Linked DNA regions of Mus musculus: regions 1 and 2 are each linked to region 3. The links are chromatin loops, found by intact Hi-C in ENCODE. Cell type or tissue: heart. All regions are shown on one strand.

What was found. Hi-C counts contacts between places; a loop is a spot of excess contacts. Peaks named below come from ENCODE experiments on the same cell type or tissue, not always from the same donor. Only the 100,000 strongest peaks of a DNase experiment are listed, where the experiment ranks them.
Region 1: a loop joins it to region 3, with 7 times the contacts of the local background. A loop is called at or near these places in 7 of 42 quality-filtered maps.
Region 2: it touches region 3 in a loop (4-fold over the local background); 3 of 42 quality-filtered maps call a loop at or near these places.

Annotation. Positions count from the first base shown.
Region 1 is chr1:128,100,520-128,108,519 of GRCm38, reverse strand. Zranb3 (zinc finger, RAN-binding domain containing 3) reads left to right here and starts at 6,049. Exons shown (of 21, transcript NM_027678.3): 1 at 6,049-6,267. It overlaps R3hdm1 (R3H domain containing 1), which reads right to left and starts at 5,214. Exons shown (of 27, transcript NM_181750.2): 1 at 5,037-5,214. It also overlaps the pseudogene Gm29383. In heart, a CTCF peak has its summit at 4,803; DNase peaks (open chromatin) are centred at 5,349, 5,699 and 6,109; H3K4me3 peaks cover 3,282 bases; H3K27ac peaks cover 2,632 bases.
Region 2 is chr1:128,239,457-128,247,456 of GRCm38, reverse strand. Ubxn4 (UBX domain protein 4) reads right to left here and starts at 3,320. Exons shown (of 13, transcript NM_026390.3): 1 at 2,905-3,320. The coding sequence starts at 2,986. Gm41949 (a long non-coding RNA gene) reads right to left here and starts at 2,898. Exons shown (of 2, transcript XR_878509.3): 1 at 2,815-2,898; 2 at 1-2,694. In heart, no CTCF peak of the experiment used is centred here; DNase peaks (open chromatin) are centred at 2,656 and 3,216; H3K4me3 peaks cover 2,098 bases; H3K27ac peaks cover 1,795 bases.
Region 3 is chr1:127,771,079-127,779,078 of GRCm38, reverse strand. Ccnt2 (cyclin T2) reads right to left here and starts at 4,915. Exons shown (of 9, transcript NM_028399.1): 1 at 4,694-4,915; 2 at 3,897-3,978. The coding sequence starts at 4,851. It overlaps 2900009J06Rik (RIKEN cDNA 2900009J06 gene), which reads left to right and starts at 5,025. Exons shown (of 2, transcript NR_045298.1): 1 at 5,025-5,151. In heart, a CTCF peak has its summit at 4,742; DNase peaks (open chromatin) are centred at 5,028 and 5,698; H3K4me3 peaks cover 4,120 bases; H3K27ac peaks cover 3,275 bases.

The DNA of each region.
Region 1 (8,000 bases), 330 kb before region 3:
CCTATTTTCCTCATTTCAAGAATATTACATAAACAGAACCATATGGTATGTAACTGCTTAAGATTTTTGTTTTTTAAGTTATCATATTTTCTTTGAGGTCTACCCAAGCTATTACTATAGCTACAACTTGGGCCCCTTTATTGCTGCATAGTATTCCAAACATAGATGGTATGGATACACCACAGTTTAACTTACTCAGTGAGGGACATTGGAGTTATTTCCAGAAATCAACAACCCAATTACTAATTTTAAACAGAAATTCCATAATAAGAAAATTCCTTTCTCAAGATTTAAAAAAGTCTAACACTATTTAAGCTTGCACACATGCAGAAAATTTTAATTTCATATTAGAACTTTTCATTTTATTTTTATATTCTAGATCATCCCTTAGTATAATGACCTGCAGCTGATTAAACTTGTACCTCAAATTGCAAGGAGACACAACCATGTAGTTATGGAACCCTTTCATGTAGAAGAGGTTAGTAAAGCTACCAGCACAACTACAAAGTCAGCTTCAATCTGTCACTAAACTAAAATTGGCATAAGTCAAATGGCAGAACTTTCCTTGCATCAGACATCAGATTACACCTCTAAAAGTCAGAAACACAAACAAATAATTTCATTTAATTTCTTTTAAAAGAAAATTACACCAAGTTATAGATGACATAAATGGAGAAGCCCAAAGAGCTCCCATCCAAAAATGCTAAGTGATCTAGTATTTACAGAATAAGAGGCTCAAAAATGCTTTCCTGAGAAGTGAGTTTACAGGTAAAAATTAAGAAGAGTCACAAGGGCTGGAAAGACAGCTGAGGCGCTAAGAGCACTGAGTGCTCTTTTAGAGAACCCATCTTCAATTCCCAGCAGCCACATGGCAGTTCACAACAGTGTATAACATCAGTTCCAGAAGATCCTATACAGTTTTTCTGACCTGAGGGCACCAGACATACAAGAGGTGCAGAGACATACATGCAGGCAAAACATCCATATACATAATAAGAAATAACTTTTAAAAAGGTATAAACTGCCAAGCATGGTGCACGTGTTTTTAAACCTAGCACTCAGGAGGCAGAGGCAAGTGGATCTCTAAAGTGTGAGGCCCAGTTTGGTCTACAAAGAGAGTTCCAGGACAGCAAGGGCTACACAGAGAAACTGCCATGAAACATCCTCCTTCCACTCCCCGAAAAGGTACAAACCTACCAACTGACAAAGCAAAGAGCAATAGAACTCTAAAGGAAACTGTTTACCTTAATGTATGTGTGAACACTAAGAATGGGTGGGCAGCACAACAGTAAAGAACAAAACCTGGAAATAAAACAAACTGCAGGGAAATTCAGGCAGAGAACTAGCTTTGAGCCATGATTTAGAACTTATTTCACTTGTCCATCACTGACTTATTAAACTGCATTGTGGAGATTATATATATTCATATGTAAGTTAACACCAGATATAAGCAAGTTGTTTTACTTAATTTAGCCAGGCCCTTATATAAGGATCCAAGTTAATTTGATAGAAATTTTATTATGTTATTTGGTGCATGATGCATGTTTGTATTACTAATAAAAGTTTATAGTGAGCTCAAAGGATTAAGTGCCAGGCAATGTAATCTTTTTTTTTTTTTTAACATTTAGTATTATATGGGAAAAAACTAATACATTTCCTTTTCTATCACCTGCCAATTTAGTTACCTAAAACCATAAATAAATTATTCTTCCTATAGGCAAGAATGGGAAATGGAGGGCTGGTTCTGTGGTTTGCAACAAGAGCAATCCGAAATTTTCATTTCCACTTGGAAACACATCCACCTCTATGACATGTGAGTGCTGGACATTTTTACAACAGGTCATGGGAAGGGTTAATTGGGAAGTTTTCTACTTCAAGTAGGAACAGAATATTATAGTTTCATTAGTCTTTAGCATACACAACTCTTACTACACTTCCTTGTTTATAAGAATTGCAGCTTAATAGTAACCCAAATGGTTATAACTGGATATTTAAAACGTCAGTTCAAACAAAAACCTCTTTAATTACTGGGTAAGTCCCTTTAGAGAAGCACCCAAGTACACAGAGCTCAATAACTCAGTGGCATGTGACCATGTAGATGCTGTCAATCTTGGATAGTACCAGCAACACTTCATAACACAACTGTTGGCATGCTAATCGAAACCTGGCTCGGCTGCACCAACTCCAAGGACACCTTTATGTGTGAAAACTATACTTTCAAATATACTTGGGAACAGGGAGGAATATGGTATTTCAAAGAAAAAAAAATACCCAAGGACTGCTAAACAATGGAGTAGGAACTAAAGAGCAAGGATTTAACTCAATGTTGGAATACTTGCTGGCATGTATGAGGTGAAAGGTTCAATCCCTAGCATTGAGGAAAAAAAAATAGCAAAAATAAAACCAACAAACCTCAAGAGCACAAAGCAACAGTCTGGTAAGATAACTTTCTCAGTCTTAACTTTGTATCAGTCACTTGGTTTCTCTGGTAACAGAATGAGTCCAAAAGCAACTGTAAACTAGACCTTGAAACATATTAACAAAGTAAAGCAGGACAACAACCCTAGTTTACTACTAAAACACTAAAACACAAAGCACATTTTTATTATGGGTAATCTATTTGAAATATGTTCCAAACGCAGAAATTTTAAACAAAAGGAAAAAAGATACTGTGTATGACAAAATTCTCTTTGATACCCAATGACCAATTTCATATATTCTGTCTGCTTAAAAAAAAAATGGCTAAAGGCTAGCAAGATGGTTTAGTGCATAAAGGCACTTGGCCTTCAAATCAGACCACCTGAGTTCAATCCCAGAGACCAATAGGATAGAAGAAGAACTGATTTCTCCTAACCTTACCACTGTCCTCCACCCTCCTAAAATGTATCATGGTACTTCTGTGCTGCGCCCCGTACCCCAGTAAATGTAATAAAACAAAAACAAAAAAATTGGCTATGAGATATTGTTTTAAGCCACTGTGTACATTAACACTCAACAGTAGAAGAGATTTTTGAGACTGCAACAATACTCTGCATATGAACAGCAAATTCATTCTCTAAATATGAAAATGAGAAAACAAAGATAAAAACTTAATGTAACAAATATATACATGTGAGACACAATCCTAGTAGCTTTACATAGTCTATTTACAGCTCCATAGATTAAGCATTATCCTCCCCATTATTAACCGAGGTTAGGTTAGATTAGCCTCATAAAATGGTCCCACAAATAGTAAAAGAATGTAGTCCCCTGTATTTTCATCAGACCTTCCATACAAAGAATTCATGAGACCTAAATATATCACTGCATAAATTGCCAACTAATTATCAAGTTTGGGGAACTATGCTAGGGAATGTATGCTATGGGGACTCAATGGAGAAGCTGAGGGAACTAATCTTCAAAAGCTATGTACTACATTAAAAAAATCAGTAACACATAACCAGATTCCTTCTTAATCCAAGTGAATGGATCTATTTTACTTCTGTATCTACTTGCATTATTTTGAGAACATGGCAGATTCCTAAGGTACTTCTGTGACCCAGAAGAAATAGTCTATTAGTCAAAGCATAGGTTGTTTATTCAGAACCAGTGTTCTCTCTAAAACAAATAAATCTTAGAAATGGGGTGGTCTGTAGCCATGCCTATTATAGATTACAGGGTCCACTAAAGTCATATTCTCCTAGGCTGAAAAAGCAGAGTGGAATTTGAAAAGATGGGCACACTATCAAAATCTGATACAATTATAAGACAATCCCCTAAAATATAAAGACATAAAATCTGAAGAGAATGATATTTCTTCAGTTAAATGGGTAGCTACATGAACTCTACTGATTCAAGTATTATAAGGAAGGGGCTTCGAGGTTGATTTCATCTTTTTATGACTCGATGCTCTTGGAATCAATGACATTTAAATTTAAGAGGTTTCTTTAGCTGGGCGATGGGGGGCCACACCTTTGATCCCAGCTCTTGGGAGGCAGAGACAGGTGGATTCTGTGAGCTCAAGGCCAGCCTGGTCTACATTGTGAGTACCAGGACAGCCAGGGCTACACAGAGAGACCCTGTCCAGGGAAAAAATCTAAAATAAAGGGGAGTATGGTATGAGATTCTTTAACGTGACCCAGCCAAACTATAACCTTAGGAGTGGGATATGTGTGTTTGTGTGTATTCATTCATGCTAGAAATTCTATTTTTACCTCTTCAGAAATGCACCTTATTATTTAGTAAGCAGCACTGCTTTGGAAGATACCTCTTCACCTCTAACTAGTTTAGGGGACTTGCTCTCTCAGGACCCAATTCACAGAAGTCACAACAGCCAAACCCAATTTTGTTTCTCCTTAAAAGCAACTTCAGACAACAGTGACAATCTCTGGTACATAACCACAAGAAGAAAAAAAAAAAAACTTCTAATATACAGGGATGGAAAGGGGGGAGGGGGATTTACATCATAACGTCCCCCGTAGGTTCGTCCATCAACGACCAAGGCTCTGACAGTCATTCAACTTTCTTGCTAATTTCCCCACTGTGTTTTTTCTAGCAGTACGGGCAGTACGGGCACGACGTGCTGTTTCCCTTTTGGTGTGTGTGACAATTCCCCGGAGCGGGGGTATCAGCCCCGGGCATCTGGTCCAGGCCCCGGAGAACAGTTCCGCGAACGGTCCCTGCTCCAGCCTGGCCTGACTATGTTGCTTTTCCCCTCCGTCCTCCCCGGATCTCCAGGGCTCGCAAGAGCAGCAGCTGCAGCAGGGACGCTCGGGAACCTGTCCCCAGCTCCCCCGCTAGGCCTCAAGGGGTTGGCGCTGCACATGGCCCCCAGCGAAGCGGCGGGCACCGCGCGGTGGAGGCGACTAGAGGGCTCGCCTCAGAACCCGACGGCCCCTGGCGGGCCGGAGGAGAGGGGAGGGACGCCGTCTCCTCAGCGCTTAGCTCCCCGGCTGCCTCACTCTCCCGCTCCGTTAGCGCTACCGGTTGGCGGGCGGGGGAGGGGAGCGAGCGCGTTATTCCCGGGGCGCCGCGGGGGAGGGGACAGCATCTCTTACCCGCGTTACTGAGAAGGAGCAGGAGGAGGTGGCGGGAGCGCGGCACAGCGGGGCGACGGCGGGGCCGGCTGGTTGCAAGGTAGAGTCTCACGGAAGGGAATTAACCCCATCACCAGCCCGGACACCGGCTCCAGCGGCAGCCGCGGCGGCAGAATCCCGCCCCTTCCCACCACGCACTGGCCCCGCCTCTCCGTCGCGTTGACGGAAAGCAGCCTACCTCATACGCTAGGTCAACATTAAGTGACATACAAATTATCCAATCAGCGTTTGAAAACCACTTTCGCTCCACCCCCATTATCACTGCGGGACAGCGGGAGAACGGGACTAAGTCTATCTCCACCCACAAAAGAAAAAGAACCAATCCCGGGCAAGTTGTCGTCCCTGAACGACGTAAGAGTCAACCAATGATAAAGCTAGGAGGACAGCCATTTTGCCCACTTGTGAAAGAGCCACCTTTCCCACGAGTAGAATCCTGAGGTGGGCGAGTTCCGGGCGATTTTAATCACTGGAGATGTGGTAGACAACTCTCTTTCTTCAGGGAATGATTATAGAGCTTTTTAAGGATGAAAGGACAATTTTGTCGTTCATGTGGGAAGATGAGAGGAAGGCTTTAAGGATGTGGCTCCGCCCCTTAGCGGTAACGGGTTCCAGGCTGAACACCTGGTTCCTCCAGTCTTAGTGGTGGAGGCAGGGCTTCTGAGCACTTTGGCTCCTGCGACTACAGTTCCCAAGATGCTTTGAGACCCTGTTTTCCTCATTTTGCTTCCGGTAGTGTTTCATGGGAATTGTAGTTCTTGAGAGGTTACGGTGTAACCTCCTTGTCTAGATGAGTAAGAGGAAATTTTTGAATAATTTGGAGTTGAGAATGAAGTCGCAAGGTTCTAGTCAGGTCTTTTCGCATCGCTAAAGGAAGGAGAATATAACAGGGTTGGGAATTTTCTCAACACATTACAATGTTTTAGAGTGCTGGTATTTGAACTCTTCCAAGTCTAGGTCATCCGTTTAACGTCACTTCCGCTTAGTTGAAGACGCTTGCAAAAAGTTTGGCGGGAGTTGAAGATTATGAAGCTAGTGCTGCATTTTGGCGGACTGTATAGGGCAAGAGATGGGAAATTGACTGCACTTTAATTGCGCTATAAGAAAATAGTGGGTAACAGTCGGGCGTGGTGGCTGATGCCTGTAACAGCTGGAAGCTGAAAGGTCGCCGCGAGTTCATAGCCTGGGCTACAGAGTGAGTTTTAAAACAGCTGGGACTACAGAATTCACCTTGTCTAAAATAACCCCCCCCCCCGCACTGCCCCCTCCCCCTAAAAAAACCCATCCAGAAATATGAAATGGCATGGGTGTAATTCTCGAGCCTGTAATGTAATTTTCTACTTTGCTACTTAGTCTTGCAGAGCCAGTGTTTATCAGATCTGTTCACTCTTGAGTTTGTAGAGGATGCTTTAATTTGCCTTTAGCTACTGTCTGTGAAGCAGCATAGGTTCATGTCCTGGAAGGTATTGGAAATTCTGAACTAATTCCTCCCATTTATACAAATAGTCCCCAGAAGTCAGAAGTTGCCTTTGAACAGGATCTTAAAAAAAAAAAAGTCTCCTCCATCATTTTTATGGAGACTTTGTCTTACTACTTTTCTCATAAATATTTATTGAGCACTTACACTAGTGGTAAATATACTAGGCTTAAAGGATTGAAGAGTGCACAGAAAGGTAAGTTTTGTTTAAAACGAGTTAGAAAGATTAAGCAAAATTTATGTTACTTGGTCTTTTTAATATCTCCAAATTTAGCATCTTCATAGTTATGTTTTGTGTGTTGATTTGGTTTCCTCTTTGCTTTCTACTTTTAGATTTAAAAACCATTCCTTTCTATTTTCATTATTTTTATTGAAGTATTAAGTCTGTGTCCAGAACTGTTAAGAGGTGTTTTATATACTATGTGGATGAGAGTCCTAACTAGTGCAATCCCAGAGACAGAAATATATCTGCAACTTCCAAGCAGACAAAACACTCTTACTTTTTTAAAGAAAATAAATGTTTTTGCTTTTCAATATAATACTTTCACGTGTGTGTGTGCAAGTGTGTGTGTGTGCTATATGAATATTAAACAGAAGGCATCATCCCCATCTAGGAGTTAGAGTTTCAAGTGATAACTTAGCATTGTCCATAAATGCTTAGTTGGGATTTTTTTCATAAGTCCTTCCAGAGTAGAAGTCAATATGTAGTAATAATGACAATCATATTACTGAATATTTAATCTGAGCCCCAAAAGGGCTAAGGGTGTTTAGTATGTCTTTTATTTTTTTGAGTGCTGGAGACAAACCGAGAGCCTTGCATTTGCTGGATAATGTGCTTTGTCACTGTGTTCCAGCCTCACTTTCAACTCTAAACCATTGCTTCTCAAATGTTTAGGAATCTCAAAAAGTTCAGCCTTCCCCTGCCACCGGGATGCTGGGATTAAAGGCTGTCACCACCATGCCTAGCAAAAAGGTGTTACTTTTTGTTCTGTTTTGTTTTTTTCTTAAAGGTTTATTTATTTTATGTGTCTGAGTGCGTGCATGTATGTGCACCATGTACATGCCTATAAGAAGTCATTGGATCTCCTGAAACAGAAGTTCCAAATGGTTGTGAGCCACCTTCTAGGTGCTACAAATCTAACCTGAGTCCTCCGCAAAAGCAGCAAGTGAACCACTGGCCCATTATTCTTGGCCCTCTGCAGAATGACCTGTTAGGTTTTTTTACAGTCCAGTCTTTATCCCCATCCTGTTCCGCCCCCTGACTGTTCCTCATCCTATAGTTCCCTCCACCCCCAATCTCCAAGAGGATGCCCCCACCCCACCAGACCTCCCTACTCCCTGGGGCCTCCAGTCTCTTGAGGGTTAGATGCATCTTCTCTCACTTAGTCCAGACCCTGCAGTCCTCTGCTGTGGATGTGTTGGGAATCCTCATATCAGCTGGTGCATGCTGC
Region 2 (8,000 bases), 470 kb before region 3:
TACCCATAAAGGGGAAATTTTTTGGAACTTTTATTGTTTTTTAGGAATGTTTAGGTACCATCAATTGCATACTCTGTTAAAAAACATGGATATCATGATCCTAATTCTCATTTCTTTATTGACTTATTTTACCATATAACCTATAACTGTCTTCTTCCTTTCTCTTCCTTCTTCTTTAAGACAGGGTTTCTCTGTTCAGCCTTGGCTGTCTTCGAACTTAGTAGACCAGGCTGGTCTTGAACTCATAGATCTCTGACTGCCTCTGCCCGACAAATGCTGGTGAGTACCATCACACAGCCCCTCTCCTCCTCTCTTGAGACAAGGTTTCTCTGTGTAGCCCTGGCTGTCTTTTAACTCCCTCTATAGATCAGGCTGGCCTCAAACTCAGAGATCCACTAGCTCTGCCTCCTAGCGCTGGGACTAAACACCTTTAATCCCAGCACTCGGGAGGCGGAGGCAGAGGCAGGCAGATTTCTGAGTTGGAGGCTAGCCTGGTCTACAGAGTGAGTTCCAGGAAAGCCAGGGCTATACAGAGAAACCCTGTCTCGAACCCGCCCCCCCCTCCCCCCAAAAAAAACCAAACCAAACCAAACCAAAACAAACAAACAAACAAAAAAAAACCACCAAACCCGGGGCTGGCGAGATGGCTCATCGGGTAAGTGCAATGATTGCTTTTCCAAAGGTCCAAGTTCAAATCCCAGCAACTATGTGGTGGCTCACAACCACCTGTAATGAGATCTGACCCCCTCTTCCGGTGCATCTGAAGTCAGCTACAGTGTACTTATGTATAATAATAAATAAATCTTTGGGCTGGAGCAAGCAGAGACTGACTGAGCAGGGCTGACTAGAGTAGAGGTCCTAAAAAATTCATTTCCCAACAACCATATGAAGGCTCACAATCATCTGTACAGCTACAGTGTACTCACACACATAAACAAATAAATCTTAAAAACAAAACAAACAAAAAACCCAAAAAAATATCAGATATGGTAGCACCCACCTATAATTCAAGCAGTTGGGAGTCTGAAGCAGAAAGATAACTGTGAGTTTGGGGCCAGCATTACACTACAAAGTAAGGGCCTACACACCTTTGATCCCAGTATTTGGGAGGTAGAGGAAGAGGTAGACTGATCTCTGTGAGTTCAAAGCCAGTCAAGGTTATAGTCAGACTCTGTACACTCAGCCCCAACACTGACTGTTAAAATGTAAAAATGTTAACCTGTTGTGTTGCACACGTCTGTAATCACAACACTTGGGAGCAGAGAATCAGGATTTCAAGGTCAGCCTGGGCTATATGAAATCCTGTCTCAAAAAAAAAAAAACCAAACCAAACCAAACCAAATAAAATACCACACAAGAAACCCAAAAATCCTAGAATAGAAAAACCAAGCAAACAGTTTTTGTGAGACTGGCCCAAGTTACTTACAACTTTGGACCTAAGTGGTTCAACTACAAAAACAAGACAATAAAACTACCTTTCCCCCCAGAACTATTGAAATTTTGTGTGGAACACAGTTTAAAATGTTGTAAACTGCGGCTAGAGAGATAGCTCAGTGGTTAAGAGCAGCTGCTCTTTCAGATGACCTGAGTTCAATTTCTAACCTGAGTTCAATGTCGTGTTCTTTCCATTTTCATGTGACTACTATTCTTACTGGATTACAAGATTAATTTATTAATTTAATTTAAAGTATAATTCAATATAGCCTAAGTAATTTATGCTTTTCTAATTAACAGCAAGCATCAAGTTGAAAAGTTAGCATAACAAAACAGACATTTAAAATTTAAAATGCTCAAATTCACATGTCAGTTTTTTTTTTTTTCCCACAGAGATGAACAAAGTTACAGAACTCTTAAAAGCCATGGGTCAATTATGAGTAACTGTTACTGAACACAAGTGACTGAAGAAATTAATAGTTGTCACTTCAGATTAATAGTTGTCACACAAACTGGTCCATGTATCAAGAATGTACAAAACTATAGAAGCAGATGGTTGACTGCGGATATACAAGACTTCAGCAATAAAACAGGAGGCTATGGAACCAACTGATTTAGAGCAATATGGGGTAAATGAGTTGGCACATGTCTGGAAAACTACATTTTAGGTTAGAAGAGAGGAAGAATCAGGACTGAGTATGTACTTTAAAAACTATGTTAAAAGTTAAAAAAAAAAAAGGTCAACTTGTAATAAAGTAATTATTGCACCTCAGTTCCCTCTGAGTACTATGATAAAAGAGTACCATCTGTGAGCTCAAGTTTATGTTTCGGGAACATTCTAAGACATCAGGTGGTTTCTTTGTGGCTTACCGATGACACAGCTTTCTTGACAGCTCACAACTTTCTAGACCCAGTTGTCTGCCTAGTGGCCTGTCCCAACCACACCCGCACACCAAGAATTAAAAGGTCCAAGCTGCCAGAAGAGGAGATCCCAGAGGACCAAGAAGGGGAACACCAGGGCTGGGGGTCTTGGGGGGGGGGGTCTGCCTGCGACAACCCGATTGCCAAGGCCTGCAGGGCGCGACTCCTCGCAGGGTTCAGTGATTGGGGACAGGGCCTGGACGCGCTTCCCACACAGATGCAGACAGGTCACGCCGGAGTCCCCAACAGACCCCAGAAGCACCAAGTGGCACTGGGCCCGCCCGCGGCCTGGAGAGGCTTGGCGTCTGGGTCGGCCCCGCAGCGGAGCAAGCCTGGAGCCTTATAAAAAAAAAAAAAAAAAAAAAAAAAAGCTGTACTGGCCCGGACAGGAGACGAGCGGCCCCGAAGAGACCGAGTGGACTGGGCGACAGGGTCTTAGGCTGTCTGAGCCCGGCCCACCTTAGCTCCTCCTGCCTAGCTCACTCGACGCTAACGAGAATCCAGAACAAGATCAAAGCGCCACCGTTCTCGGGCCCTCTCCCCAGTCACCTGCCACGAACACCACGAAGACCGCGCCGCTCCTCTTAGCAGACGCGATGGCCGCCGGGATGGCGCCCTGGAACCACAGCATCGTCCCCTTCAGGCCCAGGCGCTCGCTCGGTGTGTCGTCGCCGCGGTGCCACAGCCGACCCCGCCCTCCTGGTTCTTTGGCCTCGTGGCCCCGGCAACCACCGGCTAATCCGGGCCCCGGTCTGAGGACCCAGCCAGCCCGTACGCCCGACAGCCACCCCCTGGGGACGCGCACCGGAGCGCGCTTGGCAAGAAAAGTACGCCCCTGTGTCACGTGACGACGACACTCCTCGTCAGGGGTCGCGCGCCCCGGTGCCTGGTCGGCTAGGTAAGTCCGTAAGTGCGCGCCCCCGCGAAGCCTCGGGTTCCGACTCCAGGAAGTGGAAGGAAGTATCAGGAAGGATGACTAACCGCTACGGCACGTTGACGTCGCCTGCAGTGAGGCTTCCTGGGAATTGTAGTCTTCCGAGGCTTGTTAATTTGCGGAAAGGTAAACTGTGGGCTCAAAGCATGGCGAGAGTGAGCATAGTGAGCACATCAACGCTGTAAGAGTAAATGCTAGGTATCGAGTTGCTGTCACCCTCTGACTTCTGCAAGCAATCTGCTCCACAAATAAACAAGCTTTACGGGGCTTGACCCGAAGCCTTTGGTTTTTATTTAATTTGACCCTGTGAAAAAGATGGGATTCAGAGGGGCGTGGCAAACCACGCATTTAATCCCAGCAATCCGAAAGCAGAGGCCTGCCTGCCTGTATGAGATGGACAGCTTAGTCTACAAGGTGAGTTCCGCGGACTGTCAGGATTTGTACAGAGACCCTGAATAACAAACAAACAAACAAACAAACAAAAACCAACCAACCAACTTACCAAAAACCCCAAACAAACAAAAGAAAAAGACCGGCTAGAGGTACAACAGTGTTCCTCCTCGCCCGCCTCCCACCCCGCAGTACCACATAGGCCCCTTATCTGAAGGGTAAGCGAAGTGGCAGAATGCTGGCTTTTGGCTATAATGTGCATTTACTAACTGGATCACATTGTAAAACCTTCAGCCACTATGCTATGCTATTGAAAAAACTTATTTATTTTTAATTCTGTGAAGACAATCCTCCTACCTGTACCATCCAGCGTGTACCATCTTGGCTGGCTGTACTTAACTTGTATGAATATCATGTAAAGAAAATATTTCTGTTGTTTCCTTGAGTGATAGAGTAAAGAAAGTCTAAATGGAGTAGAATCAACTTGTGTATAGGCCAGTAAGAAAATAAATTAATAACTATGTAAGGTTTATGGATGCATACGAAATCAAAATGGAAGAAAAAACATTTGCACAAGTTTCTAGTGTTTGGTTTCGGACTTGGGGACAAGGGACTGAGGTGCATATTTTCCACACCAAAGCAGACCTGGCCTCCAGGTTCTCCCAGCATCCCTCAGTCCATACCCTGCCTCCAACTTTGAACTTCCCAGTCCAGATCTCTCTCTCTCTCTCTCTCTCTCTCTCTCTCTCTCTCTCCTTGCCCATTCCCACTCCCCCCCCTTCTCTCTTACTATATATCTTCCTCCACTAGCTGCTCCCCTCTCCCTGGTGGCAACTTCCTTGGCCTTGATCCTTGGGGCCAGTGAACTCGCCGACCGAGAGCGGTTTCCCAAAAACCTGCCTTTAATATAATCTAATCTGGCTTAAATTGGCCAATTTCTCCTATCTTCCTTCAAATATATATATATATTTAACTACTTTGATATCCCTTTTCTGCTTCGAAGGCAGATACAAGTGACTAATACAAAGCAGCATTAGTGGCAGGACGTGGAAACAGCTACCCCAGTTCGTGAGCACCTCCATTTATTACTAGCACAACTCCCTCTCTGACAGTTCAGTTGTCTCACTAGTCAATTGGAGCCTTGGAGGGAACCTACCCTTTAGGCTATGTGACCACACAGAGACCCTTGTGTTTAGCAAGTACTTGTTACTTATGTAGCAATTAAGTGCTTTACAGATGTTAGCTATTGTTTCTGAATGCCTGCCCCAAATCCTGTTTAAGGAAATTATGCATGTACTTTTCAGAATTCAAAGTTTTGCTGGATCATTTCTAAACTTAACCACTGAACAAACATTTGTTGAGGTCTTAGTAAACAAAAGAACCACCTCAAGGATTACATTCCTCTGGCCAGCAGTAAAACATTAAGCAATAAATAGGGCAATTACTCCTGTAATTGCCACTGTAATAAATGGCAGAGAAGAGGAACTACAGAATGTTTTAACTTACACCAAGTCATTAATTATAGTTCACCAGGAATGCCTCATGAAGGGCTGAAAAAGTTGGCTTCTTCCTTTTTTTTTTTAGTTTTTCGAAATAGGGATTCTCTGTATAGCCCTGGCTGTCCTGGAACTCAACTTTGTAGACCAGGCTGGCCTCGAACTCAGAAATCGGTCTGCCTCAGCCTCCCAAGTGCTGGGATTAAAGGCATACACCACCACTGCCTGGCCTAGAAGTTGGCTTTTTTTTTTTTTAATTTTTTTTATTAGGTATTTTCCTCGTTTACATTTTCAATGCTATCCCAAAGGTCCCCCATACCCACCCCCCCAATCCCCTACCCACCCACTCCCCCTTTTTGGCCCTGGCGTTCCCCTGTACTGGGGCATATAAAGAGAAGTTGGCTTCTTGAAGGTCATATTTAAGTATGAACAGAGGGGCTTGGTAGAGATAGGCTCCATGTTCAAACACACATATGGCTCTTGCAGAGGACTTGAGTTCAATTGTGAGTACCTACATTAGGTGGCTCACAACAGTCTATAATTTCACAAGCTCCTCTGGCCTCTGTGGACACCTGCATGCATGTGCACCTACTACACACACACTATTAACAACAATCATTTTTTTGAGTTAAATTAACTGGAAAATGCCAGTAGAAAAGAATAAATGTTCTGGGAAGAGTTTAGTTTCCAATACCTATCTCAGGCAGTTCATAGCCTCCTGCTATCTCCAGCTCCAGCTAGGGAGTCCAGTACCTTCTGACCTCTGTGGGTACTCATAAACACAGGCACATGAAAATAAAACTAATCTTAAAATACAAGCATATCCAAACACAATCCCTGGAGCTAGAGTTATAGGTATTTCAGAGCTGTCTGGTGTGGGTGCTGGGAACTTCATCTTCAACTGCATGGTGGCAGGTGCCTTTAACTGATGAGCCATCTTCCTGGTCCAGGACTATCGTTTTATTATAGTTATTGGAGAAAAGACACTTTCTATGTAGACCAGGCTGATGTAGAACTTTTGCTCTACCATTATGCCTATCTTCTGAGAACTATTATAGGCTTGAGCCACCATGCCTGGTGTGAATTATTTTGAGGTTCAAGTGAAGTGTGTAAACTGAGTGTACTGGCTAGTTTTGTGTCAACTTGACACAGCTGGAGTTATCACAAAGAAAGGAGCTTCAGTTGAGGAAATGCCTCCATGAGATCCAACTGTAAGGCATTTTCTCAATTAGTGATCAAGGGGGAAAGGCCCCATGTGGGTGGGATCATCTCTGGGCTGGTAGTCTTGGTTCTATAAGAGAGCAGGCTGAGCAAGACAGGTGAAGCAAGCCAGTAAAGAACATCCCTCCATGGCCTCTGCATCAGCTCTTGCTTCCTGACCTGCTTGAGTTCCAGTCCTGACTTCCTTTGGTGATGAACAGCAGTATGGAAGTGTAAGCCAAATAAACCCTTTCCTCCCCAACTTGCTTCTTGGTCATGATGTTTGTGCAGGAATAGAAACCCTGACTAAGACACTTGAGGTTAGAGGGCTCTACCTTTGATACATCTATAGACCCCAGCCCAGAACTTTTTAAAAATTTTTATTATTTAAGGTAGGTGTAAACTCAAACAGGCCAGAGGACAACTCAATTCTCTTCAATCACATGTATTCTGAATGACATCTCTAGCAGCTCCCAGCATCACTCCTCTTGAGCTGTAAGGTCAAAACTAGGAAACAATACAGAGCAATAAAGAATAACAATACAGGGCTGGAGAGATGGCTCAGTGGTTAAGAGCATTGACTTCTAGAGGTCCTGAGTTCAATTCCCAGCAACCATATAATGGCTCACAACCATCTGTAATGGGATCTGATGCCCTCTTTTGGTGTGTCTGAGGACAGCTACAGTGTACTCACACACATAAAATAAGTAAATAATTAAAAAAAAATGCAGAGCAGCTCCAAGGTGACTTATAGGTGGGTAGTATAGTGGTGTGGGTACTCTGCAACAGAATTAGTGGGAATGACAGAGACTAGCACAAGGCTTCATCATAAATCATGTGTTCAGAATGGTACTAACTTAAGAGACCCAAATTGCTTTTTAATGAAAATGGTTTTCATAGGAAGTGAATTCAGATATTATATGATCCAATTCAAGTATGTTTTATAGTATAGGATAAACTGACCTCTATTGTTCTAGCCACGACACATGCCTAGTTTTGTTTTATCTCTTCGAGAGTCTCAGAGGATATCTTTAATTCTGGATCCTTGTGTCCACCTTCTGAGTGCTGGAATTATAGATGTGTGTACTGTGATGACCATATTTTATGTTTAATTTCTTCAAACTTCGTGAATATAGGAATATAGCTTAGCTATATATCAATGGATTATTTTTAAAATTATATTTATCTCTTCATGTGTGTATGTATGTACTGCAATATGGGTAGCATGCCTGCCATGGTATTCATGTGGAGGCCAGAGGAAGTTTGTTCTGTGACATTTCTGAGTTGTGAAGCCATTAGTCAGGGGTGGTGGTAGGTGTCTTTAACTGATGAATTATCTTGCTGGTCCAGAATTATTATTCTATTATTTTTGGGACAGTCTTATTTGTAGACCAGGCTGACCACCATCATGCCTGTCTCCTGAGAGCTGAGGCCCGAGCCACTATGCTTGACTTGAATTGAGTCTCAAGTGAAATGTATATACAGAGGTTAGGAGTTTCTACCTGTTCTTTTGCCTTGTGACACCTGTATTTCAGTCTTCTCAAGTCTATGGTGGCTTTACTTGGTGACAACACTTTAATCTCTTTTCAAAAAGCATTATGAGCAACCCCCCCCCCCCTTGACTA
Region 3 (8,000 bases):
AATGGTGTATATGAATAAAATATGAAGCTGAGGTAGTCTCATAAGTCAAAATATTCATCCCTGAAGATTATTGGTTCTAAGTACTTACCCCTCCTAACTCAGTAATGTTCTCTTGGGTACTTATACAGGAAGAACTATAACGCATTAAAGCTTGTATATTACAGGGAGGTCTGAGTGCAGAAGGCAGTGATAGTTCTAAGAAACCCTCTATGGGGCTGGAGAAATGGCTCAGTGGTTAAGAGGACCAGGTTCAATTGTCAGCACCCATGGCAGCTCACAGCTGTCAACTTCAGTTCTACGTAATCTGACACCTTCACAGAGAATGCACATAAAGAATAAATGGCCAGGCATGGTGGCACACACCTTTAATCCCAGAATTTGGGATGCAGAGGCAGACAGATCTCTGTGAATTTGAAGCCAGCCTGGCCTAAACAGTGGGTTTCAGGATAGCCAGGGCAACACGGAAAAAAACCCTGTCCCAAAAAGTTAAAAAAAGCAAGAAAAGAAAAAAAAAAAGGATTTTTTTCTTTTTTATTTTTTTTGAGTTTATAATTCTTCTTTCCCCTTTGTCCCTCCATTACCTCCCATCTACCACCACCACCCCTCAAAGTCATGGCTTCTTTTTCTTTAGTTTTTGCTGTGTGTGCATATTCCTAAATGCTCGTACAACCTCCTCAGTCCATGTGATACTGGCATGTGTGTGTTTTCATGGCTGACCACTTGCTATTGGATAACCAGTTGGTGTGCTCTTCCCCGGGACGACCACGTCTCCCACTCTCAGCAGTCCTTGGTAGGCTGTAGTTTTTTGTCTAGGGTTGAAGCCCTGAGCTTTCCCCCTTCCATGTTAATGAGTCTACTGCTGTCTTCCTTGTCCCTGTTTAGAAAACCAAAATAGATAGGCAGACAGAAGCACACCTATTTAAAAGGTGTTAGAGAGCAGACCATGACAAACAAAGATTTTTGAAAAGGCATGCTCTATATAACCCAATACTAAGGGAACTCTTGGATTTGACCAGAAATAAATGCAACTTAAAGTGAACTAGTCAGATGTGGTGCCATTTCAGTAGCCCAGCATTTGGGAGGCTGGGGCAAGAGCGAAACCCTGCAATGAATAAAACTAAAAGAATAAACCATTTCTCAGAGAAGTTGGGCCAGTCTCTTAAGACGGAGATAAAAAGGGCTGTGACCTCAGGTTATACTCTAGACACTGTTGGGCTAGGGCTGTTATAATTTACTAAACTGATAGCCCCCTCCTTGTTTTTTTTCAAGACAAGTTTCTCTGTGTAGCCCTGCCTGTCCTCTAACACAGAGATCCATCTGCATCTACCTCCCAAGTGCTGGGATTAAAGATATGTGCAGCCACTACTTGGCCTAAACTGATTTAAAAAAAAAAAAGTTATAGGGCTGGAGAAATGGCTTGGTGGTTATGGCTGTTTTTCTAGAGGACCCAGGTTCAGTCTCCAGCACCCAAATGATGGTTCACCACCACCTATAACTCCAGCTCCAGAGGATCTAACGCCCTTTTCTGGCCTCTGCAGAGAACAGGTGTGCACACAGTAATATATATATATATATCACAAACACACGCAACCAAAACACCTATACACATAAAATAAATAAATAAATCTTTAAAACATGCTTTTATATTTATTTTTGTGTGTTTGAGAGAGGCAGGCAGGCAGGCAGGGAGGGAGGGAGGGAGGGAGAGAGAGAGAGAGAGAGATTGAGATTCTTATACTGTGTGTCCCACAGATCAAGTTCAGGCTATTAGGCTTGGCAGCAAGCACCTCCTAAGCCATCTCACCAGCTCACTAGATTTCTCTTAAACTTGATCCAAGAAGGATATTCTTTATTTACCAGTCCTAAAGATAGTTTTATTCTGAAGCTATATACAGTCACCTATTCCTTAGAATGATTGGACTCTCCAAGAAAACTGACAACTGAAAAACAAGTTACTCGGTGACAGACACAGGCGAAGATTGACTCCAACTCTTAAATAAACAAGCACAGAAATGCTTCTTTACTTTTAAATCTGTCAATCTGAGACACTAAAACAAAGCACTGAATACTGAAGGATACCTTAGCATCATGGATGCATGACAGTTTAAGACCTTACAGTTTGTTCTGGCATCTCAGCTTCTTACTCTGTTGGGTTTAATTTATCAAATGATACTTGAGGGTTTTTAAAAAATGACACTTGATTATAATCTGAGAAAAAAATTCTCAAGAATGCAAGAAAATATGAATTTAAACATGACCGATGTTCAATCTGAGATCATCACTGAAGGATCAGGTGTGTGGGAAGTACTACTGAGGCTATGCTACTGATACAGTATTTAAAACCACCTTTAAGCTGCCAAAACAGGCCAGAAAGACATTGAGGTGAGAGGGATGATGTTGTTTCCCCAAACAGATAATTACCCTGCTAGGAAAGACTAAGCACTCAAGCCTCCTTCCTATGCGGAAGGCAAACAAACTTTTAGACGACTGTAAGTCCAAGTGTTTCATGCAAGTGCCCTGTGCTAACTAGGCAAATTTGAAGAGACAGATTCTACCATTGAGAAGGATGTTTGCTTAAAGCAAACAAACCAGGACACAAAAACAAATAAAGGAAGGGCTTAAAAAGCAAGGCATGTGGCGAGATCTTATACTGAAAATAGAAAAGCAAACCCATTCGCAAAAATAGGACATCTACGGCTCTGCAAAGAATTTCCACAACGATTTTGACTTGTACTTTCTACCAGCATGATCCAGGACTACTGTGAAAAAGCCAAGGTTACTTAGTGCTCACTAATTCACTGCTACTTTTAGAGAACTGAAATTAAAACTGGATTCTCTTAGCATAAGCATTATAAATAGGTTCTTTTCTTCTCTACAACACCACTATTGACCTAAGAATGATACAAAATAATCCAGAAAGAGCAAGACTCAAAACAGATTAAAACAGATTAAAAGAACAGGGACTGCAAAACCCACAGTTATAAAAAAACAAAAAAAAAAAACAAAAACAAACCACTGTCTCAGACAAAAACAACTTGCAAATTTGATAAACCAGGTTAGACTTAAGATCAACTGAATTTAAAGCAGGAATTAATCTAAACTATAACATTTCTGCCATTTCAAAAGCAAAAAATGTAAGAAACTTTTCTAAAACTGTTTCCTTAGCAATTGGGAGCCTAAACTCCACAAACTATCCACAAAGAACATTAAGTCCTTACATGGCCTAGTCCTACATGTGCCTTTCAGAATAACACTATAAAAATTCTAATAAAAGGCAAATTATAAAGAGAAATTAAAGTATTACTTCAAAGCAAGACTCAATTCATACCATTTGAAACAAAGAACCCTACACAATTAAATGTATCCTTCCCAAGGACTACACTTGCCCAAACAAACTATTCTGTTTTGAGTACTTAAATTATTCTAATATAAATCACCCCAACTGCAAATTTTACATGAGCAAAACACTATCGCTTTTTGAGTTAAGAAACATTTTGTTTGTTTCTCCGCCAGGCTTGGTGGCACATTACTTAATCCCAAGCACTGGGGAGTCAGAGGTAGTAGATATCTCTTTTGAGTTCAAGGCCAGCCTGGTCTACATATTTAGGTCCAGGACAGCCAGACTTACAAGTGAGACCCTGTCTCAAAACAAAACAACACCCCCCTCCCCAACAAATCCAACAACAAAAGGCTAACACTGTGCTTTACAGCTTAATTAATAAAATTCTCTCTCACACACACTCCTCTGCACGAGGCAAAACGTTTATTGCATAACTCACATTTATAGTAAACGTAGAACGCTCAATTTATAAGTAAAAACAACGATCAACTAACTTGTTTTCGCATTATCTACTCATTTTAACATTCGGCGTCTAAAACAATAAAACAGTACTTACATTTCTGTTGAATTTGGTGAAGGAATGGTGCATATAAAACCTGTGCATATAAACAATCGCAGTGTTTATTGTAAGCTGAGAGCTGGGATGCAACGTTTAGAAAATAATCTAAGCAAAATGTTTCCAAAAACTAAATCAATTTGAATGGAAAAATCCCCTTTCCATTTACTCAAATCCAATCCTCAACCTGAAAGTATGCAGAAAGTCTGCGGGGAGAAGAGAAATCAGTCTGGATGCCAAATTATTCTAATACGCTACGTAGGGAGAGCCCAGGAATTATTTGCAATTAGGTTACAGCTTAGTACAGTAGAAATAAAGTAGTCGAAAGGCGCGCGCCACACACCCAAAGAACATGAAACATCTACGTGCGTTCCCCCGGCGCAACAGAGCCGCCCTGGAGCCGGCACGGAAGCCTCGGAAAACACTTTCCGTGGAACATCTGCGACCTCTCTACGTCTCAAGGCCTTTTCTGACTTCCGAAAGTGGAAGGGGCCGCCCCTTGGCTTTGCTCATCCCGGATTCCTCCTCTCTCGCCAGGGAAGCACTGCTATTCCCTCCCGCATCACGCGCTCCCAAACACAGGTTATACAACGCGGGCTCCCGGCCCGCCTTCCCCGGCACATCTCCTCTTTCTCCGGCTCGCCACGGCAGCTCGGGCCCTAGCTTTCTCTGTGTCTTTCCCGAGATCAAAAGACGGCAAAGGGAGCGGCGCCATGTTCCCGGGACACTAGGCCCGGTCACCCGGCGAGCGCGACCAGGGCGTGTGGGACGCAGGGCCGCAACTAGAAAAAGGATACACATTGAGACGTTGCCCCATGTCCTGGATGAGGTTGGCCGCCTGCTGGCGATGCGACAGCTCTTCATCCGCTTCCACTCCGCAGCGGCGGCTCGGCGTGTTCTCCAGCTGTTCCCGAGTAAAGAACCAGCGAGAAGAAGCTCCACGGCCCGACGCCATGACACTTCCTCCTCCGCCCGCGCCCTGAGCCCGCCCCCTCCCCGCCTGCCTCCGGGACTCCGCGCCAATGTGTCGAGGCCCCGCCCCAATGTGCTCTCCGTAGGGTGGGCCACGCCTTTTCCGGGCCTGCTGCTACCCACGCGCACGCGCAGGGACCCGCCCTGCCGGCTCGCGCTGGTCTTTTGCTTTCTCTTTCCGGCCTCCCTCCCCTTTCTCTCTCTCGGACCCGCGGGACCACAATGCTCTGCGCCTCTTGTCATTGGGAGACGCCGTAAAGTGGGGGTCACTCGGAAAGAAAAGGTCGACGCGGTGCATGCTGGATCTGGGAGGGGCTAAGGGGAAGGGGCGGGGCGAACAGGGAAGAGGTCCTGAGGCTGCCTAATAGGGCTTGGACGTTAGCTTTCAACTAAACGGTTTATTTTGTGGTCTGTGAGTTTGCGGGTGCGTTAAAGTCAGAAAAGGCTTTTCTAGTCTCGGCTTCGTGCTGTAGCTTCCATTTTCTTACATGTTGGTGGGTGTATTTTCTTAGCTTTGTTGACTCCTGTGTCCACGAATGGCTACCCTCCGGAGGAGTTAGCTAGGAAAGAACGCTAATTCTAGCAGTGAACTAACAGTGTCTTCTGGGTTTTTTGGTTTTGTTTTTTAAATCGCTAGTAGATGTTGGGGAGCATGCGCCTTTAAAACGTTACTTTAAACCTAAAGCCACTCAAGGGGTATGGGTTGTTTTAAAACGATGTGCCATGTGTCCCAGACTGGCTTTGTGTTCACTCTTGTAGCCAAGAATGACCTTGGATTTACTGTCCTCTTGCTTCCCCCTCGGAAGTGCTGGGATTACAAGGCCAGTGGCATCACTCTGCAGATATCTTTCTTATTAAGTTACCTGTCAAACAATATGAAGTTAATAATTGGAGGTCATGACTCTCTAGGCCTTCCATCCAGATGGGGTGTATGGTTTTGAAGGTCTGTGTGGTTTCTGCGGGTTGAGATTGGGGGATGGTTGGGGAGAAGCAGAACGCTGTAACTCAGGTTGTCCAGAAACAAAGTGCAGGGATTATAGGCTGGTGTGCCGCATCTTGGTTGAAGTGCTGGAGCAGAGGGCCTTAGGCATACTAGGCCAACAGTCTAACAAATGAGTGCAAGAGAAGCTAAGAAAAAAATTGTTTAGGATTTTATAAAGTAAGGTCTCTTATAACTGATGATTTATTTCCATCTTTTTGTAAGGAAGCACCACTCATTTGTTTACATGTTATCTGCCTCTGAGTTAATGCCTATTGTATATGACCAAATTACACTTTAGTTTTTAAGTATTTTCTGAAGACTGCAGTCAGTTATCGAAAACTGGCTTTTAAAAAGCCAACGAGGGCTGTTGAAATGGCCGACCAGCTAAAGGCAACGCTGCCAAGCCGGACAACTTGAGTTCACTCCCCACCTATATGGTAGAGGGAAAGACCCAAATGCTACAAATTGTCCTCTAACCTTCACACGTGCTCAGTGGCACACATGCGTGTGCACACTCATGCACAATAAACAGCTGTAAAGAAAATGACCCTATCTAAAAATTCCTTAAAATGAAAATAAATAAAAGGGCTAGTGTGTTTGTGATTAAAACTTGAGGCTTTCATTTGTCAGGATTTGGGGGTTCCTGCCTCAGCCTACTGCCTGCTCTATTGTGCTATGCTAGTGTTTTGATTATTGTAGGTGGTTATTGTGAACAGCCACCTAAATAATACCTTGTTATAGATATAACAAGATCTCTCATCTTGTTACCTAGATGTTCCTAGATTGATTTAAAGTAACATTCTATAAGTGCCTTTCTACAACACTCAGTCCTAATGATAAAAAAGAGAAAAGTAGAAATGGAGGAGAGCTTTTCAACTTTATAACATCTACAGAAGACAACAGCCAGCATGGCACTTGATGTTAAGGTGGCTTCCATATAAGATTAAGGACAAGGCAAGTCTGTGCCCTCTCTGTTGACTCCTTTCAATATTGTACGAAGTGTCTTATATAATACAATACAAAAGAAACACACAGTAAGCAGATCTGTCCTTTCTGTTTTCTTCAGTTGTGCATGTTGCGGCAGGGCACATGTTGCTGCGGGCATGCCAAAGCACATATGTACAGGTTGGAAGTTGACTTGAGGACTCTTCTCACCTACCACGTGGACCATGGGGATTGAACTAAGATCATCAGTCTTGGTGGCAGTCACTTTTATCCACTGAGCATTGAAGCTTCACTCCTTCTTTACATTTTAAACACGTCTTCATTGTATGCTTGAGTGCCTGCATGTATGAATGTGCACTACATGTAAGCATGGTGCCCACAGTGGTGCCAGATTTCCTGCGGCCTGAGTCCTGAGCTGCTACATAATGGGTGCTGGGGTCTAAACCTTGGGTCCTCCGAAAGAGCTGAAAATGCTTGGAGCTTTTGAGCCACATCTTTCCAGCCCCAGCTTGCATTCCTTTTTGATACAACTGACCTTGGCTTTCCGTAGCACTTCTATAATTGGCTTCACATGATCTTGTCACTGTACCCTAAGACTCTCTACCTTCTCATGTCCATCCACAGTAGTCTTCCTTGCCCTGACCTCTCCTGCCACAAGGCTTAAATATCTACTATTCTGCTAGGAACAAAATTTGACAGCTTCCTATAAGATTTAATATAAATGTTTCACTACAGCCTACTGACCAGGCCACATTTCTGGCTTCCTCTCCTTCCACGCTTGCTTGCCCATAATCTCCAGCTACTATCGCACCCCAGCCTCAGCAGCTTTGTACTGTTGCCATGCACGAAGTCTCTTCATGGCCAGCCAATCTCATTTAGTCTCAAAGTCCTCTTTAGAGAGGCTTTCTTTGGCTCTACAAATGAACATTTTACTTCCCATCTGTCTCCTAGTTGCCATCACATCTTTAATGTCTTGAAGGTATCCAGTAATAGAATAATTCCCTCTGTCCTGTTCCTTCTCTTATTCCATATTCTCCTTCCTCCTCCTTAAAGCTTCTTACTTCTCAAATTGCAGAAAAGAAATCTCACCCCTTTTGTTTACAGCTGTAGCCCCAGTGTCTTGATCATCCTGCCTCTCTGGCACGTGGAAGAAAGTTCTTGTCAAGATGAATATGAGCTGGGTAGTGGTGCCGCACACCTTTAAT